Regions from separate parts of the Homo sapiens genome. Here region 1 is linked to region 2. Evidence: chromatin loops called from intact Hi-C (ENCODE). Cell type or tissue: heart right ventricle. All regions are shown on one strand. Links, peaks and the distances in the headings refer to the core of each region. The heading gives the core; the rest is flanking DNA.

Region 1 (12,367 bases), core at 2,121-10,120, 140 kb before region 2:
TTGTACCTACCTAAAAGAAATCTGTTTTCATTTTAACAATCCATACCGCTTGCCCAATGCTGATATTTAAGAACATAGATTAAGGGTTACTTAGATTAAGAATGAAAGATAGCTTTGGAAATGGAGGAATTTAGTTTCACATAAGGTGCTATTTTTACAAAAGTTTCTTCAAAGACTGTAGCACTTTTGCCTCTTACTGTTTCACCATATCTGATTTTGAGTCTTGAAGGGAGAGATGCGCATTTGATGTCTGTCTGCTTTTCTGCAGAAAAGATTTATGTAAAAAATAAGTGCAATTATTTTTAAGGTAATATATTTTGCAAATAAAATGCATCGTTACAAAAAAATGGTTCTTCAAGATTATTTGCAAAAATGCCTAGCTAAAAACTTTTCAAATTGATAGATTTCGATAAAGCATTAAAAATAGCAAGTTTAGCTACTAAGAGCTGAAAAGGAGTTGAAGTTCTGTGAATGTTTTGGTCATATCAGTTCCTATGGATTAAATATGAGTTAATGTAACCTAAATGGATAACTTTTGTTGCTATTTTTAACAAAGATTAGAATATTTATATTTCCAAGATAGATTAAAATCATAGGCTAGTTTACTTCTGTCTTACATAAGACTAATTATTCTATAGCCCCACCCAAATATTCATCTCTTCAAATAATTCTTGATTGAAGGTTGAAAGGTTGAAAAGTATTTAATCACTCAGATTATTGTAATTAGGCTTGATGCTGTCACAAAAATAAATTGAGACTATTCTCTAAAATCTTTTTGCTGCCTAAGATGCTCTCAAAGATTGGCCAGGTAGTGATTATATTTTTTAATGCTTTAAGAAAAAGCTTAAGGAAATAGTTTCTTTAACACAGAGATGAACAGTTAATTATTGGAATTAGGGAATTATAATCCTTGACTTAGTGTGGTAATTTCTAAAGGAGTAACAAGGGTCTGTCAACCCTAAATTTTACTCAGGACTTTAATTTGGTATTTTGAGTGTAGTATATAGGTTTTGTTAAGCATGTTAAGTATAGAAATTTTCTTAATGTTTTGATTGTTTTGATGTAAGTATTTTTGTGTGTGTGTGTGAGTCACGGTGTCATGAGAAAAGGGAGATCCTAATCAAAAATATTTAACATTTTTTTCCTGAGATCATATATCTGCTGCACTAAGTAGGCAATAATTTGTAGATATTTTTTGATATATTCTTATCCAACAGTTTTTTAAAAGCTTATTTTATTATTATTATTTTTTTACAAAAAACCTCCTATATTTGACAAATAAACATTATCTAAAGGAAAAAAAAAGTAGATGGAATAAAGGAACCAAGCGCTTAACATCTGCAAGTAAAGTGCAGCTTATAGCAAAATACTATTGATTGGTTTGGAAGTAGAAAGCAAGTTTAAATACAATTTGTTTAATTACAACGAAAATGCAGTTTTATGAAGTAATATAGTTTGTCTTCACAGATAATTTTATGCATTGTCTGGTAGTAAGTAAAATCCCATCACACTTATATAAGTTTGTTCAATTACCAGAATGACTAAAAGAAAAAAAATCAATTTAGGTTGAAAAACAACAGAAATTAGATTACCTTGGTTTGTAGGAACTCGCCAGCAGTGTCTACATTGCTTAATAATATCAAAAGTTACCATGTTCACAGTGTAAGGATATTGGCGCCAGTTTTGATATGCATACATTTGTTTTCTTGGTGACTTTTGTTAGATGCAGAGTTTTTTCTTTCTGCTTTTCATTTTTGTTTTGTTTTTATGAAAGCTATTGCATGACATACGAGAAACTACTTCCACTGGCATATTCTCATTTATTTTAGAGGTTTGTTTTTAAGTAGTTGCTTTTCCATATTCCTTGGATTTATTATCAGTTGATATTTTAGATTAGTGAAATATCAGGTGTAATCTTAAGAATCAAAAGAAACCTACTCCATTATAAGATATAAATAGGTTATTATCAGCGACCAAAATACATTTTGGCAATTCTTACTACTGATTCTAGAATTACATTGAATTCTAAATCCCAAATTCCTGTGGCAATAAAGTAGCATGGGATTCATCGTAGCAGATAGCTGGGCACCTGTTTTATTACCACCTTGATTAATTCTGGCACCCAGATTTACGGAAGTGCAGGAACAAGCACAACCGCTACTCAAAGCCACCGGCTGTTTTTAGGTCATGAAGTCAACTTCCTGGAATTTCTAGGGAAAATAGTTGAAAGGGGAGGACAAATGTCACTTTAAATAGAGATGTTTAAATCAGATTTCTGCCTGAGGGTAAAGTTTAGGTCTGTTTTAGCCCAGATGTAATGTCTCCCTCTACAGAGCACAGCATTAATCACGACCTGACAAGAAAACGTATGCTGAGCAAAACGTGGCCCCTGTTGGTTTTGTCATTGATTTTTCCAATCTGTGAGGAGTACATTATAATCATTAAAATTCAGACACAGGGATTACACCTTAATCTTTGAATTTCAGTGTTGAAATTAGTTATCTTAAAAGAAGCCTATTTAAGGCTAAAAAGTCTTTGGAGGACTTTTTTTGCGGTAGATTTAGTACTTTAATAAAAACAGAAATATATTGTTAAAAATTGGGTAGGTTAGGCAGATGTTAACTTCCTGAAATATGTGACCAAGTCTTAATTCTGTTTTAAAATGCATTAAGTAACATTTATATATATTTTTAAATCTGATAAAAAAAGAGATGGAGATAAAAATGAACTATTAGTTCTTGGCTATGAGAGATGGGAGAAGTTGAAAAGATGGTTAACTTTAGACTTAGCATCAATTCAAGCACATGTTAATTTGTTAGAACAAAACCAGATACAATCCTGTCTTTTTTTCTGAATGAATAAGAAAAATCTTCAGCCATCATACTAGCGAAGAAGGATGCACCATGAGGTTCCTAATAAAAATGGGCTTAATTTTGCTATTTTCAATTGTTAGGTAGTACTTGTTAACCCCTTTCTTGGTCACACATATGTACATACATAAACACACATTTTATAGTCTGTTTCTCTGTATATATCAATACTTGTTGTTTATTGTTGGCTAAAAATTAGGAAGTTCAAAATGTAAAATATGTATGATTAAGATATCTCTTTTAAAACTGATTTTGAAAATGGTATGACATAAATATCTGTTTTGCTGTCAAATATATCTATATCTCCTGCCTGTGGACTGAGAAATGCTTGTACTATCCACACTTTGCCTCCTTTTATAGGTATTTTTACATCAGTCCACACCTCAAGCTAGTTATTACTCTGGATTTAGATGACAGCATAATCTAACCTCAATTACTGTCAAAAATGGCACTTGACTGCTGGGGGTGGGTTAGGTGACCTTGTTTTGACTAATGCTTTCTCTTGAAGATGATAGTAAATAGTGTCTATTTATAGAGCGAACAAAAGAGAATTCTGTTTTCTTCATAAAGTAAGTTCTAATTCTAATCATTTATTCTTAACATTGTAAGTACTATGACAGCAGTTCTCCATATAATGGGCAAACCATTACAAGATTTTAGATAAAATTTTTAGTTGATACAATATTTCTGTTTTATGCAGACTACGTTTACTTAATCAGTTTTCAGCTTCAATTTACATAACAAATAATCATGTTTAAAATGAGTTTCCCTGTGTCTTTACTTTGAAGCAAAGTATTTCTATGTGGAATTATTACTCCTTTATTAAACTGGTTACCATCCATACGGAAATTTTCTCTGCATTAAAAGCCTACCATTTTATAGTGTTTGCTACTGTGGTTATTGATTAGAAATTACAGAACACATTTCTTATGTACCATTTTCTCCACTCATCTTTGTGTTCTTAATGTCAGGATGCTTATGGCGTATTTTAGTTCTTACAATTCCTGACTTTCCTATGGTTAAAATCTAAGACATTTTGGGAAACATTAATTTTGATAATATTCTATGCTTATGTATTTTTGTCCTAGTAATTGTACATTTTTTTTTAGTTTGATGAAGGCTTAATGTATTAAATGACAGAAGATATACTGAAGATTCGTGTACTGAAAATAATACATCTCTCCAATATTAAAGAGATGAGCATAATTCTAAAACACGTCACTTTGCCTCATATGCGTCGACAAATAAAAATTACACTAAAATTATAATGTCCTAGACATGTTCACTTTTACTAAGGACATATAACTTTTTTGCGCTTTTCAGAGTTCTCTCTGTCACAAAGAAGACAATGTTTGAATATTAGGTGCTTCCTCTTGATAGCTCAATAGATGAATAAATAGGAATGTTCTCCCACTTTGCTTTTTCTACTACAAGTGCTATGATACCCATAGCCTGCACGGAAATGACTTTTCATATTGTTACGGGTTTTAAACTAGATCTACAGCCTGAATATCTAAAAATGTACATGAAACAAAATTTGATTACTTTTTCTTAAGCAGAAAACCCCACAAAAAACACTGCTGATTTGCTGTTGCTGTTCCTCTTACCTCATTTGTTTCATTGGGAAAAGATATAACTGATACCTCAGTATGATATTTCTGTATGTTTTAGCATATCTTATAATTTTCCTTTGTTCAATAAGAACCTTAGTTTTAAAAAGTCACTTCTTATAAGCCTGTCAGTTCATTTCTAGGTAAGTCAAACTGGCTTTGCCTCAGATTTCCAGTCAGTATTTACATGTTATCAAGGTGATATGTTTATGTTGGAACCGAGACATTTTAAGGGAGAGAGGGGCATCAGCGTTCTGCAGCAACACGTTTTTTATAACACGTTGCCCCCGAGACTTAGAAACTGTTCTTAACTTTCTGTTTTTTGCTCCCTTGGCAGAGATACATCACATCATATCTCTGTATACTTGTGGAAAGGAATATGGCAGAAGAGCACATTGTGTAAACAAATCTAAAACAAATTCTGAAAACATATTACAGAAGGGTAAAGAGCATTTTGCAACCCAGATCAGTTTTTTTTTAATTGAAATGAAAATAGATTTTTCATAAATACTCTCCAGGTGTAAATTTTAGAATTATTCAGAATAAGAAGAAAATACAGTTAGCACTGCATTCATTTAAAATTGATCTTTTATCTTTGATTTTAAATTGATCCTAAGATGCTACCTTTGTTTACTTTGTGTTCAGAAAATGAATCAGATAAATGAGCCGGGCAGCTTTTTTTTTTTGGAGTGGTCTATCATTTCAGGCTGGTGCTGTGTAAGCAAGGTAATGTTTTCTTTTTCCTTGAAATACACTGTCTGAGTATGTCTTGGGTGACTTTGTGAAAAGTTTGTGTATCCTGTCTGCTCAAGTTGCCATCTTAACCAGGATGGAGGGCAAGAATAATCATGTTGAACCACAGATTTTCAAGAGCAATTATTTTAATCAGGTAATTGGTAAGGAAGAGAGAAAAATGCTGGATAGTAGAGTAGTATTTCTATAAAATGGTGACTTGCATTTTTACTAAGGTAACTGCCCACGTTTCAAATATTTTTGCTAAACCTTGTTATTACCTGCAGAGGGAGCTTTTATATGCGATGAAATAATCAAAGCAGTATAAATTGACATTTCCCTTTGAAAGTTATGTTTTATTAAAATATTTTTTATTTTTGTTTGAAAAAATTGTTCTAAAGAAAGTAAGGCATTTTGAGATGAGCCAAATTATAGTGCAACTTAATGTACTAAAGGCCTTGTGTTTATCATTTCCTTTATTCATAGATTACAAATGTGCCTTATCATTTCCTTTATTCACAGATTACAAATGTGCCTTATTATATTTTTGATTAAAAATAACTTAAAATATAATAAAGATACCAGATCCATTTTGAGATTATAATTTTTTATTTATGATTGTCTAAAGCTCAGGGAGAATGACTGCAGAACTGTCTTGTTTAAATGCATAGTAGTTGTTACAAGAGAGATCCCAGCTTTTTAGGTAATTTTCCAGATATGTAACATATTATTAAATGACCACTAAACATATCAAAGTGTATTACATTCCTCTACATTTAATTAATAGACCAGATTAGATGAGTTGCATATGTGCTTTTCTAAACAGAAAAACGATCGCTTTGGCTTAATGACTTTTACTTGCAATAATGGACATGAGTTCAATGACATTAAAACACGGGAACTACTAATAAGGACCTACTATTACATGATTTAGAAAACTGCTGACTAACTTGGGAAAAAAATGAATGCAGGCAGAATAGACAGTACTTGATTGAAACCTGAATTCTGTTTATGACTCTGTGCCAGCTGAATTTCTAAGGAATTGTAAGCCAGATACTTAGGGAAGTACTTGAGAGTTTTTCATTCGGGTGTTTAGGTAAGCAGGATGATAAGCTTTTAGAGGCATTTGGATATTTTTTAGTGAGTAGAATTTTTCATATTTCCTGCATACACTTATTTGTGCCAGGAAATTTAATGATAGGATATTATATTACATTTTATTAAAAAATCAATTCCAGTCTTTTCATTTTTCCATTTTGGTATAGTAACATTATTTTAGAATTTGCTTGTTGGTTGGTAAAAAATAGAAAGGTTATTATCCATTATGTATCTTTGGAAAGAGATGTAATAGTTCATTTCTCTTATTTTATCAAGTAATAATATGACAAAAATATTTATTTTGCATTTTAAAAAGCTTCGTTTCTTAATGAAATTCCTTGTTTCAGATTTATTATTTTAGTAGCTAATCTTTACTAATGTGAAAAGTCACATTGTTACTGTGACAAAGAATAATCCTCTAAGTAAGGAAACTTGTTTAATAAAGAGATTTGTGGTACTGGTATGGGCTTTTTTATAAGTAGTATTCTCTCAGCGTGGCCCCGTATTATCTTAACAAGTGTGTGCCACATTTATACAGAGCATTTTTATAATGGGGTAAGAATATTAGCAACAGCAATTATATTTCAATAGGATTAAGATGGTATGTTTTACAAAAGTATACAAATGCTTCTTTTCCATACAATTATTGGTAGATACTCTTTACTGCCAAATTTATGTCATTGTCTTAAATAATATAAAAAGATATTTCTTATCGTAGCTGGTTTTTAATATAATAGGCACTGCAAAATGGGATCTGATGTTATAGTTCATTACCTTTTTTCCCCCTAATACTAAAACCTCCTTCACAGTGAGGTAAGGGTTACTGGAGATTTCATTCCAGGAAAATGGTTATGTGAGGCACAGTAACTGTCATAGAGTGCATAACTTCTGTGAGGTTACTGGAAAGGCACAGCTAGGGTAAGTTCTACCTGTTTTGTCTTAAATTTGAAGGTAGACTACTGAGCGATTTTTAAAATACTGAAATCTGAATCCATTGAAAAGAAATTGTACTGAAAAGTTAATCAAATTAATTGTTCTCATAAAAGTATTATTGGTATTTTATTAGGGATGTTTATGACAAGGAAATAGATTGGTAACTGGTTTTCGGTTTAAAGTAACCATGATCTTGGTAAATTATCAAAGAAAATTTTATCACATATTCTTGAATTAATAATAAAAAAATACGAATTTATGATAAAACATTCTCTGCTCCTTTGTATATACATTATTTAAGCATAGATGTGTATATATTAATTGTTCTTGCATCTGTGTGAGCAGACTGGTTTTTAAAATAATAAGCTATTATGAATAGTATATATTATGAAGAATAGTCCTTCAAGTGAGAGTATTATGTATTAAGAGGGTAGATTTGAAATAATATTTTAAATATAAATTTTATAAGAATGGGAGTCAAATATTTGAACATGTTAAACATTTTAAGTGGAAGTTACCAAAGAATATGATAAACCCTAAATAAGATTAGAAAATTTATATATGTGTATGAAGAGTCTAGAATGCAAAATTATAAACCTGCATGTTTTAATAACTGTATTGGAAAAAAATATTTTAAATTGCTCTTGTTATTCCCAGGATTTAGAAATTAATATTTTTATTTTAGGAACAAAAATAAACAATATTAGTGTCATTTTGCCTGTTGTATGTTTCAAAGCCATTTCTTTTGCCTATTTAATAAAGATTTTCTCAAATTGAAATCTTAACAAAGGTATAAAAAATACTTTTTATTATCTACACTGAATGTAGTAGATTTTGTGGTGTTCAGGTAATGTTGTTAATTCAAAGCTGTGCTAAAGAGAAATGTTAAAATCTTAGAATATCAAGTTTGTTATTTTAAAATGAGAATAAATCATAAAATTTTATACATTTTCTTCAAAAATTTAAACACAGTAGCATTACCTTTATTTAAAAATAAACACAACATCTAAGGAAATCCCTAAAATTCAGAACAAAAACACTCATGCTTTCTACTCATGGGTAACTTTGTCTCTAATATTTGTGTGTTATACATTTTAATAGGAATATGATTGCTAAAACTATTTTTTTTGAGATACATGTTTAAGAAGGGAAAAAACCCATTTGTTAAAATTACTTAATCACTGAGTTTTTATGTCATGGTTTAGAAAATTTATTAATTTTTAGTGCTCTTTAAATCAGATTGTTGGTTTAAAAGATACTGTTATTTTGACCAAATATAAGTCAAAGCGGAAAGGTAGTTGTTAATACTCGTGTCAGAGGCCTTAACTAAAAAGTTAGCTATGTTCAAGGAAAAGACTTAGTCCAACATTTTACTATTTGACAGAGCATCATGCTGTGTTATCTCTTAGTAGTAGTTAGTGGCCCACAGTAGCTTTGGCTAATGCAAAAATACCTGTACTTTTGAAAGTATTTGAATTTCACCTCGAGAAAATCTTTGTTTCATCTCGTTGCTCTGTAGGATTCAGATAACAGCTACAACACAGTAAGGTATTCAAGAATACATTCCAAAAGCACTTTTCTATCATTGTATTCTCTGTAAGAATTAGGGTTGATTCTCATCAGAGTCTTTATTAGTATTATTACTGCTTAAAATATTTTATAGAATTATGGTGACAGTTTGTACAAATAGGGTGACATAGAATTATAATGAACTTGATAGTCAAACATAACCTTTACCTACTTTAATACTGTAGTTACTCCCTCATACCTCATGTGTTTTATTTTTTACTAATTTTCTTATATTGTGTTACTAATAAGAAGTACCTAAGTCCTCTGACATTTCAGCTTGGAAACCTGTCATTGGTTTCTTAAAATTAGAATAGATTTAAAACAATGATTATTTAGGTTAATATTACATGATTAAAACATCCGATAACGAAGCATAAGTATCTTAGAATTCACATTTTCTGGAGTTGCATTTCTTAAAAACATTTGGGATTGATTTTTAATAAGTTTAAGAGTATTTCTAAAAAAAAATTAGGGAGTAAGAATGAGCTCTTAGAACAATACTAAATTGAATAGCTTGTAGTGCAAGCATCACTTAAGTATTTTTAGAATATTGAAAATCTTGTAGATTACATACACTAATGGCCTCATTCTCCTTATTGCTTGTTAATTCTGTGAAAATCAAGAGGAGCATATCAAGGTTGCAGTTAATTCACCATAATATTAGCTTTTAATTGAAAATAAACGAAAATATAGCTTTGATTTGTTAGCTTATTTTATTCAAGTCAGTTTTTCCTATTTATAAAGAATAAATCACCATAAACTCTTATGTATGTATAAAATTGATGTTATCAGATGTTTATACAATTGATGATATTACTAGACATTTTTGCACTATTCTTAAGAATACTTTTTATTTTGTATATTGCTTTAATACTTTTAATATTTCCTCTTATAGAATGTTTTCTTCAGATGTTTTAATAGTTTGATATTACTCATTTCTGAATGGATGGTTGAGGGCCTTTTTCTTTTTTAAAAAACATTTTTCACTACTTGCCATGCAAACTATTTGATCTCCTAAAGAGAACCAGGATATAAATTTAGTAATTAGTATCAATGTATAGGTTTTTTTATTTAATGTGGAATTATTATATGGTGATGTTCTTTGGAGTGTTTTCATGTGACTTAATGTGTATTTAAGCCCTCCATAGTTAAAAAGATGTTTACAGTACTTTCATGTTTGGCATTATTCAACTCTTTCCAAAGATTCTTTTAATATTTTGTCTGATTATCATTTATTTTAACCTACAAATGCTCTTTTTATGCTTGCCTACTTTTATTCAACCTACAAAATAAAACTTTATTACATGTACTTTACCAAGTCCTTAATAAGCTTCAGTATTCAGTATTGCCAAGCACTTATTAAAGCTTCAACATTTTCTTCCTTTATTTTGTTAATGGTATCTCATGAATGTTGAATTCTTAGTTTTTTGGGGCTTTTTTTTTTTCAAGTATATTTAGGGGGTACAAGCACAGCCTTTTTACATGCATGTACTTTATAGTAGTGTACCCATCATCCACATAATAAATGAACGTTATACCCTCTAAGTAATTTTCACCCCTCACACTTCTCCCACGCTCCTACCTTTTGTAGTCTCCAGTGTCTGTTTTTCTATTCTGTATGTCTAAGTATTTTTCATCATTGTAGCATACAATCAAAAATTGGTAAAATTTAAGTGTCAAATTCCTAGTTAAAATTTTTTGAAATGATGGCATACAAACAGCTTTAAAGGTAGGCCTTCCGTCCCATTTTTTTTTTTTGGTAAGATTTATGAATAGATTGAAAAATATAAAAATTCGGTGGAAATCAGAAGCTAAGTCTTATCTTTAGTAGTCAGCTTCCTTTCTATGAATTTGAGTTTTATTGAGTCTTCTTCATCACAAGAGATCATGAATTTGGTAATAAATCTAGAAAAGTGCAGCTTTTTGTTAGTATATGTAAATAATACACATTTTTTTAAAAAATTGAAGATCGTTCTCAATTCTTAGTATAAAAATCAGAAATTTGTCTGGGTCTTTAAAAATATAGTACAAATATCTAATAATGTATTTGGTTGTTTAGCTGAAAGGCAGATGTTTCAGTCTTTGGAATTCAAGACTATATTAATCTAATACTCCTTAAACCAACATTTTATTTATAGGGTGTAATAAAAATCATAAAGTTAAATTTGAATGAGTAAAATCTTGATTTTTTGGCGGCCTTGTCCCCATTCTGTGTTGTGCATTCCCAAGGCCACAAGATACTGCCAAGCCAGAATGATTCAATTTTTACCGTTATCTACCTCTCACTCCTAGTTTATTACTTTATTGAGACGCACAGCACTAGAGAATTCTTGCTATGTGAATGATTTCTTTTGGCCAAGTGCGGTGTCTCATGCTTATAATCCCAGCGCCATAGAGGATGAAGTGGTAGGATAACTTGAGGCCAGGAGTTCGAGATCGGCCTGGGTAACATAGCAAGACCCGTTTCTACCAGAAATTAAAAAAATAAATAAATAAATAGCCAGCGGGGTGGTGCGTGCCTGTAGCCCCAGCCACTCAGGAGAAGTGGGAGGATTGCTTGAGCCCATGAGTACGAGGCTGCATTGAGCTACAATCTTGCTACTACACTCCAACCTGGGCAACAGACCTCTCAGAAAAAAAAATTCCTCTTGAGAGTCTTACTAAAATAAAAATCACAATCATATTAAACTTTCAAAAATCAGGTATTTCATATGTGGGTACAATCTCTTGAAGTATGTTATGCTTTTGTAGTTCAGAGCAGCTATTTCCTTTTTTTACAGATAAGGTCTTGGATTTACTTTAATAATTCACAGCATTTATAATGTCTTGGATTTTACATTCAAGATGTAATTTTTGGTTTCCTACATTGCCACAGAGGTTATTGTGGCAGCACATGTGGTTTTAAAAATTTGACAGAACTTCTGGTACTGAGTTTGCCAAAATTACCAGACCAAAAAATACGCATTTGCTTGCATTGGTCTTAAAGGCTGTATTTTGAAATGTTGATTGTATTTTATTCTTTCCAAGAACGATCCTACTTATAAGCATATTACATCTACCTTGCCATTACTTCTGGGCTTAATTCTATTAATTTTGTTTAGATCAACAGCCATTTATTAAGGCCATGCCAGGAAAACTGTACTGTTATGTAAGGACTGTGCTCACTAGGTTCACTAGGTTGTGAAATATTTGCACAAATAATTCTTATAAAAGTCATACTACGATATCATGCCAAAATGAAGTGCAGAGAAAAGGTTGTAAAAATATAGGGTAGGTTAGAGTAAATTCAAAATGAGTGGTATGGAAAAAGAGACCCCATTTATTTAGAACTGAAGGCAGAGGAGGATTGTAGGCTATATAGTCTTTTCTGAGGAGGAGAAAAGTTCAGAGGTAAAGGCACAGGAAAGGTAAAAATATAGTGCCTTAGGGGGAATGTGAAGTGTACAGAAAGTAGGAGATGAAACGGGTGTGTTAGTTTGGGACATGATTATGAACAGCCTGCTCTTTTAAGATTCTCTTGTAGGCCACAAAATGTTGTTGATATTTTCAATTGAG
Region 2 (8,000 bases), core at 1-8,000:
GTTTACAGTAGCTAACTTTATTTTTGTACTTTGGTAATATAACATCTATGGACAAAGTTTTTTAAACTGTAAAAGTCATTTAAGATCAGGCACTATAAATTACCTCTCCCTTTCAGAGACCTAGGTCAAGCCTGAGATTTTTGCCCCAAGACTCTAGTGAGTCTTCCTTACAGCTGCCTTTCTCATTATAAGCATCACTTTGGATGAATCCCAAGAAAATTAAGGGTTTTTGTTTGTTTGCTATAAATATATGATATTTCTATGCTGACTTCATATTTACCATTTATAATCTGCATTATACCCTACTTTTTGTCACTTATTGTCAAATACTTGCATTAGAGTTTATTCAAAATTTAACACGCAGAGCAGGATCATCATAGCTGATTCCCGAATGCATGCAGAAAAATGGTTTCAATTTCACTGTTGTTTTCTACATCTGTTGTAGGAACTGCCTCATATCTCTGCATGATTTCCACTGGAACATGGAACCCTAAGGGCCCCGATCTTAGCAACTGTACCTCACACTGGGTGAATCAGCTGGCTCAGAAGGTTGGTTGGAACCTTTTAATATGACACATTGGTGATTTAGGGCATTAACTTCTAACATAAATAATTTAGCTTTGTGTGTTAAAACCAGCTTTATTGCTCTTTGTTCAGTATAAAAGTAAAAAAAAATTACGCATAGTTTTGTCTGTAAACTGTTTATTGAAAGTTACATATGTTTGGGGGTATCCTGTTCTCTATGTTAAGCTTTTTAGTGAGTAATGCTTGTTAATTTCATTCATATTTAGTTCTGTTTCTTTTGATGTTCATAAGACAAAATGCATTCGCCGATTAAATAAAATATCATTAAGTTTACAACTGAATCCACAGAATGCAAGCAGATGTTTATATCACACATGATTATGGTAGAATGAGTAAACTACTTTAAAAGGCATTAGTAACTTTAATATTGCAGTGTAATGCAATGCCATTTTTTCTCCTCCTTCATCTACCTTTATGACGAATAAACATCAGATAATAACCCTCAGTATCATGCTGATTACATACTGACTTAAATTCTGGATCATTGGAATAAATAAGACTTTAAAATAACAATTTTAAATGGTAGCAGTGAAATGAGAGAACTGGCTGAAATTTTTGAGAAAGGATTTTTTTTCCTTTTTATTTCTTTTAAATGCCTGGTTCAGAATTGTGTGTGTGTGTGTGTTGATAATCTAAGAGCCTTGAAACTTCTAAGACGAAGGGAAAGTCATCAGTCTCAATTAGTTGGAGAATTTAACATTCGCAAATTTTTTTCACCACAATAAAGATACTCAAGGAGAACTAGAAGCTGTAAACAGAAAAAAAAATTTAAATGAGATAATACAAATTGTTTTTTCAGATCAGAAGCGGAGAAAATGCTGCTAGTCTTGCCAATGAACTGGCTAAACATACCAAAGGGCCAGTGTTTGCTGGGGATGTAAGTTCTTCAGTGAGATTGATGGAGCAGTTGGTGGACATCCTTGATGCACAGCTGCAGGAACTGAAACCTAGTGAAAAAGATTCAGCTGGACGGAGTTATAACAAGGTAGAGAGAACTCTTCTGTTATTTTGAATTAGACACTTGGTATGGCAGCTCTTTCTTGTCTTATAGCAGTTGAGAGCCAAATCTTTGGCCCCGGGACATATACTTAGAAGCAAAATTTCTAATTTGGTTCATTTTTCCAAGGAAGAATTACAGTTGAGAAAAGAGCAATGTGCCCTGCCCTCCCAAAAGAGTGTAAATGATGTTAATTACCTGAGAGAGATCTTAGTTGGTGGCAAACTTTATCTATCTGATTGTGGTCAATACTGTAAGTTTATAATGCATTATCTGCACTTGGAGAGATTATATGTTATACAGTTGATATACTTTATATGCTAATACATGGAACTCTTATAGTTGCAGCAAAATTTTGACACATATAGGAATATTAGCCACTGACATATTTCTTTCAATGGCAGCTTTTGGAAGAAGGACAAGTTGCCGTCTCCAGGAATATATTGTTATCAGTGCCATTAATTTTTCCTATTATGACAAAAGTTGGATTGCTACTTTTCATCACACTATAAGTGTTTATATTAGGTTCATAGGAACCCAAAATCTGTGCCTAATGTGGTTCTACCTGGTTAAAAAATTGACTTTTTTTTTTACTGCAGTATATATTTTGTCTCTTTTTGTCAACATATTTTAGATTAGTATACTTCATAAAATAGAATAAAAAACTGTAAATAAGCAGTTTTGGTAGTCAGTGCAGACTCAGACTCCAGAGGACTACTGCATATAAACTTCGAGCTCTGGAACACCAGCTTAATTTTTGAGGATTTCTTCTTTCCTCATTTTCAGCAGATAAAAATCTAACCTCTGATTTTTCTTTTCTTTTACTTAAAAGCTCCAAAAACGAGAGAAGACATGCAGGGCTTACCTTAAGGTATCTCTCCTGTGCTGTCACCCTGCTTTCTCCCTTCTTCAGCTACCTGCCACGCTTTATCATCTTGCTGCATGATCCAATGTATTTCAGTCTTTGATAATTATATAATGTGCCCCATATCAGCTGTACAAATGTTGGCTTTTCACAGGTATATTACTCTCAGAATAAGCAAATAATTTACTTTTAATGATTTCTGCTGTTTTTCCATTCATCCAAAAGTACACGAATTTTAATGAAATATCCTCTTAATTGGAAAGTAATTATGTAGTCTCTTTGTTTCCTGTTGTCATCTCTGTGGATTAAAAAACAACTTGAGTAAAACAGCTATGATATATTCTCGGCAGTTTATCATATCAAAGACTGTATAGTCATAATATATGTGCATGAAAAAGTCACTGCTTTCTTATCTTTGTGGTATACTCTTAAATAAAATAGGCTTTATTCTGAAATTTTTAGGAGTCATTTCTAGAATCAGGTTGATATGGGGATGGGTTACTAAAAATGAAATATGAATATAATTTGACTGTGATATCTGTATATGTTACATACTGTTTTTTATCAAGCTAATAGGAACAGAAAGCCACTGTTGAGCTCAGAATCCCTGTCCACTCCAGCCGGGTTTTCTCCCTGGTATATCCAAGTAATAGGAAACATGCTGAGGCTGCCATAGTGGTTCTGTGTGATAGATCAAAATAATAATACCAAATTGCATTTTGTTTTGTTCTCTGAATTTTAGGAGTTCCTTTTGGGGAGATATTACTTTCTAACCTTACTTTTCAGGGGACCATAACCATGGTAAATCAAACCTTGAAGAACGAATCCATATATTGTGACAAGAAAACAAAAGAACTTTTGTAGTTTCTTAGACTAGAGAGTATTAAAAAGGCATGACTTCACTAATTTTGGTTGGCAAGGTCTAGGAAAAAATGACGTCTCACTAGTTAGTATTGGACATTGTTGAACTTGAGAACTTTACAAGAAAAGGTAGTAGGAAAGTCTGTTTTTAGGTAATAATGGTCTGAAAGTCCCCTTTTAGCCTGTTTAATAGGGGCAGAGAAATAACTGCTGAAATCTATAGAATTTTTTTAAACTTCAATGTTCAGTTCACCTTTAAGGTATTAGTTAATGTATGAAATGTAATAATTGGTATGTTGCCCAGGACATACATCGCAGTTGGAAAAGAATAGCTTTTTTTTTTTCCTTTGGCAGAAAGAGACTACTTCAGGAATATGACTAGGCTAATGATCATTTTGATCCCACTAGACGAGTACAAATAGTAATAAATAAGGAGTGTTTCAAATTAATAAAAGCATGCCATTAGCAAGTTATGTGTATATGGAGTAAATTTCAGCATGACCTTAATTTCTGACCAGTGTCATTTTCAGTATGTCTCAAATGAGCTTCTCTGTTCAGATAAGACTAATAAAACTCTTTAAATTACAAATCAGAAGCTGACTTACACTATGCAAATGAAGCAAGTTCCCACTTTGTGACAGAGGATTCATTTGTAACTTAGATTAGAGAGAGGCTCCAGTCTGTATTTCTTGGTGACTAATGAATCTGGCCTCTGCAGACCAATTTCTGTTCCACTCTAGTTAATGGCTGCCGCAGTATCAGTGTGAGCATTTCGACTATTCTGTCTCCCATTAGAGGGAGAAAAAAAGCCTTTAACGCCACTTGGAAGTATCTTCCACCTGCCAGGAAGGTCGTGGTGTCTCACACGGCAGACAGAACGAGGATATTAAGATGGATTAAGCTAATTAATCTTACTCTGACAGTAGCTTCAAACAACTTTCCCCCCTGTTCATATAGTACCTCACGCTAGCAATTTTTATTGTTGTTCTTTTTGTACAGTGTGTGTTCTTTCTCTTCAGTAATTACCAATAGATCAGAACTATGTGTTTATGGGCATAATGACACATTATGACTGGGTGAATGGAATAGAGTAAATAAACTTAGTGATTTCACCTTTCCAAAGCATAGTCAGTGCGTAGCTACAGAGTGTAGGAGTATAAGATCCTGCCTTCAGTTGATTAACTGAGTTATATTTTATTTAATGTTATTTTGTGTAGCAATAAATTAAGCCTACATATGTGCATATTTACAACTTGGGTGTTTATGAAGACTTGATTCTACTTTCCTGTTTTCTCTAACTTATCAGTAGAGGCTTTAATTTTTATTCCTTTCTTTATCCCTTTAAAAGCAGATCATTGTTGATGAATTAAAGTATATGCTCAAGTGTTTTTTAGCTGGACAGAGAATTGGAAGAGTGAAAATGTTCACAGATAAATTATGAACTTTAATGCCACCTTGTTTTTTTTTTATTTCAAATGATTATAAGTAGACAGTGTCTATAAGGAATAATTTTGGTTACTATTTTAGTTGAGATTTCAAAAAATAATATAGTTTAATTTTCAAGCATACATATTAATCTATTCCAAAGACATCAGTATTTTTGGTTTAGAATATTCAAGTTTTGAGATCATAAATAGGATGACTTTAGTAGTTTTGACTCTACCTGTAAGAGTAATGTCTCAGATTAAGAGCTGACACAGGTGGTTGTCAACTATCAACAATTGAGGTGTGATTAAATAAATAGAAACAATCCACCTTCTACACTTACTGTTTGTAATCAAATAGCAGTCTGTTAATCTTCAGTCAGTCCTGTTTTAAAATGGTCCAGTTATATTTTAAAATGGACCAGATATATGTTGTCTAGGTGTTCTTCCATCTTGAAGTAAGAGTAAATCATCATGACAGATAAATATTACAATTGTCACTCATCAGCTACTGAAAATCACTTTGGTTCTAAAAGCGGTCAAAACTAATGATAGTTTTCTAATGGATACAGGCAATTGTTGACACAGTGGACAACCTTCTGAGACCCGAAGCTTTGGAATCATGGAAACATATGAATTCTTCTGAACAAGCACATACTGCAACAATGTTACTCGATACATTGGAAGAAGGAGCTTTTGTCCTAGCTGACAATCTTTTAGAACCAACAAGGGTCTCAATGCCCACAGAAAATATTGGTAAGTGAATCTACTGTCAAGTTTAATTTTGATTTAGGATATTCATATGTAAGAGGATGATGTTTCCATTCTGTATCTGTTATTTCCCAGTGCTGTACTTCTTTTTTTGTCAAATTATTTTTGTCTGTTACCAAGAGAAATTATTGACCACACTTACTAAAATTCATGCAAAAGCCAAACTCTATCCTGTGTTTTACAAGTTGGTTTTATGTGTGTGTGTTTTTCCAGTTGAAAAATCATTAACAAAAAAGTGTAAGAGTGCCTAAATACCAGAATGTAGATTTTTTAAGTAATGAAAGTACTTGCTATGAAACTGTGGCAAATGCTTAATCGTTTTATATAATATGTTCCTAATGAATTTAAATTATTTTATGGAATGCATTCTCAGTCAGATATTTTAGCACACAGAACTTGAGTCAGATGTTTGTATTAAACATAACTGCCTTCAGGTGAAAATGTGGTCAGTGAATTACATCTCCCACAATGCAGAACATCCGTGCTTCATAGATTGCAGAATAGCTACAGATAGTGTTGAAGCATAATTTAGAATTCAAATGCTACCACTGAGAGGTAGGAATTCACTTGTGAAAAATATTTGAAAGAAATACAGTAAAATTTTATTAATTTAGGTTTGAACAATTTAGAATTGTTAATTATTCAGTGAGGTTGAATTCAGATGAAGTTAACAGTATACCTTAGTTAGTGAAGTAAAAAGCTTCCCAAGCATACATGTAGAAGAACTCAAAAGGGACACAGACTACTCTTCCACCAGAAGCAGTGCTAACTTCATTAGGGCAGCAGATACTGAATGAAGACTTACTATCTGGAATGCCATATCTTAATGCCTAATTATGCCTTATTGTGCCTGCGTAAGTCATGAGACTTTATATAAAAAATGCAGATCAAAGGGGTATATGGAAGAAATGGACATAAATCAAATTAGCACCTATATTTGAATTCATAATCTTAAATTTATTTTATATAAGTGAATTTTTAAAAAGAAATGAAATATTTTAAAAATAATTTGTTTTTATTTACTTTGAGGTTTGGGAATGAAAAATCAGTAATTACCGAAGTGGCATATTATGACCTCAATTTGTTTTCTAAATATTCTGAAAATTATTAAAAAAAAAAAACCACTAAAATTCCCTTCTTATGCCTCTTCAATTGTGCAAGAAAATTTCATGGGCTGGGTTCACATCTATGCTCCCATCAGCCTTACATATATAGAACACACTGTAATTATAGATCCAAGATATTTTTATCCCAGTTTGAGATATATTCTGAACAATTAAATGTCCAGGAATACATTTTTTCTAGTACCTATGTTTTTCAGAGTTCTAAAGGATTATTTTTCGCTGGGCACAGTGGCTCATGCCTATAATCCCAGCACTTTGGGAGGCCGAGGCAGGCACATTGCTTGAGCTCTGGAGTTCGAGGCCAGCCTGGGCAACATGGTGAAACCCAATCTTTACAAAAAATACGCCAAGAAAAAAAAATAGCTGGACATGGTGGCGCATGCCTGTAGTCCCAGCTACTGGGGAGGCTGAGGCGGGAGGATCACCTGAGCCCAGGGAGGGAGAGGTTGCAGTGAGCTGAGATCATGCCACTGCACTCCACCCTGGATGATAGAGTGAGACCCCATCTCAAAAAAATAAATAAAATTTAATTAAATGAAACTAAAGGATTATTTTTAATGTTGATCTTTTTTCATTTTTAATTAAAAAACACTATGGAGAGACTGGCATCTCTAAAATAATGCTTGGTATTTACTAGTCTAAATGCTGATTACCCAAGAATTATCAATATGAAAGTCATTTTACGGCCGGGCATGGTGGCTCATGCCTGCAATCACAGCACTTTGGGAGGCCGAGGCAGGCGGATGAGGTCAGGAGTTCAGGACTATCCTGGCCAACATGGTGAAAACTCGTCTCTACTAAAAAATACAAAAAAAAATGGGAGGCCGAGGTGGATGGATCACCTGAGGTCAGGAGTTCCCAGCCTGCCCAACATAGCCAAACCCAGTCTCTACTAAATGTACAAAAAATTAGCCAGGCGTGGTGGGGGGTGCCTGTAATCCCAGCTACTCAAGAGGCTGAGGCAGGAGAATCCCTCGAACCTGGGAGGCAGAGCTTGCAGTGAGCCGTGATCACGCCATTGCACTCCAGCCTGGGCGACAAGAGCAAGACTTTGTCTCAAAAAAAAAAGGTCATTTTACATATTGTAATAATAGTTGTGTCTTTTTTATTTCCAAGGTATAAACAATTTTGGGGGTGGGGGGAAGGGCCCTGATTTACTGTGAGGGAAACGTTCACCTTTTTCCTAGGACTTGTCTTGTTCTCTTTTCAGACATGAGGACTAAAATAGCCTATTATTTCTCTATGTTCCCACTCCCTTGAGGACATGGCTATAATGTCTTAGGTTATTAAAACAATTTGATTTTCCTCCTTAGTGATTTCTTCTTAAATTCTTGGTTTAACTTCATAGCATGATTTACCCTTAATAATACATG

The links. Hi-C counts contacts between places; a loop is a spot of excess contacts. Peaks named below come from ENCODE experiments on the same cell type or tissue, not always from the same donor. Only the 100,000 strongest peaks of a DNase experiment are listed, where the experiment ranks them.
Region 1: it touches region 2 in a loop (2.1-fold over the local background); 9 of 110 quality-filtered maps call a loop at or near these places.

What each region holds. Positions count from the first base shown.
Region 1 is chr1:81,806,718-81,819,084 of GRCh38, forward strand. The region is part of intron 1 of ADGRL2 (adhesion G protein-coupled receptor L2); the gene reads left to right. Among named protein-coding and RNA genes, the nearest start is that of ADGRL2, 12 kb to the left of the region's middle. In heart right ventricle, for the core only: CTCF peaks have their summits at 2,327 and 5,478 (motif pointing right); no DNase peak of the experiment used is centred there; H3K4me3 peaks cover 3,045 bases; H3K27ac peaks cover 3,946 bases.
Region 2 is chr1:81,950,573-81,958,572 of GRCh38, forward strand. It overlaps ADGRL2 (adhesion G protein-coupled receptor L2), which reads left to right. Exons shown (of 24, transcript NM_001366006.2): 8 at 446-549; 9 at 1,385-1,570; 10 at 2,415-2,453; 11 at 5,305-5,488. Among named protein-coding and RNA genes, the nearest start is that of ADGRL2, 150 kb to the left of the region's middle. In heart right ventricle, for the core only: no CTCF peak of the experiment used is centred there; no DNase peak of the experiment used is centred there; H3K4me3 peaks cover 573 bases.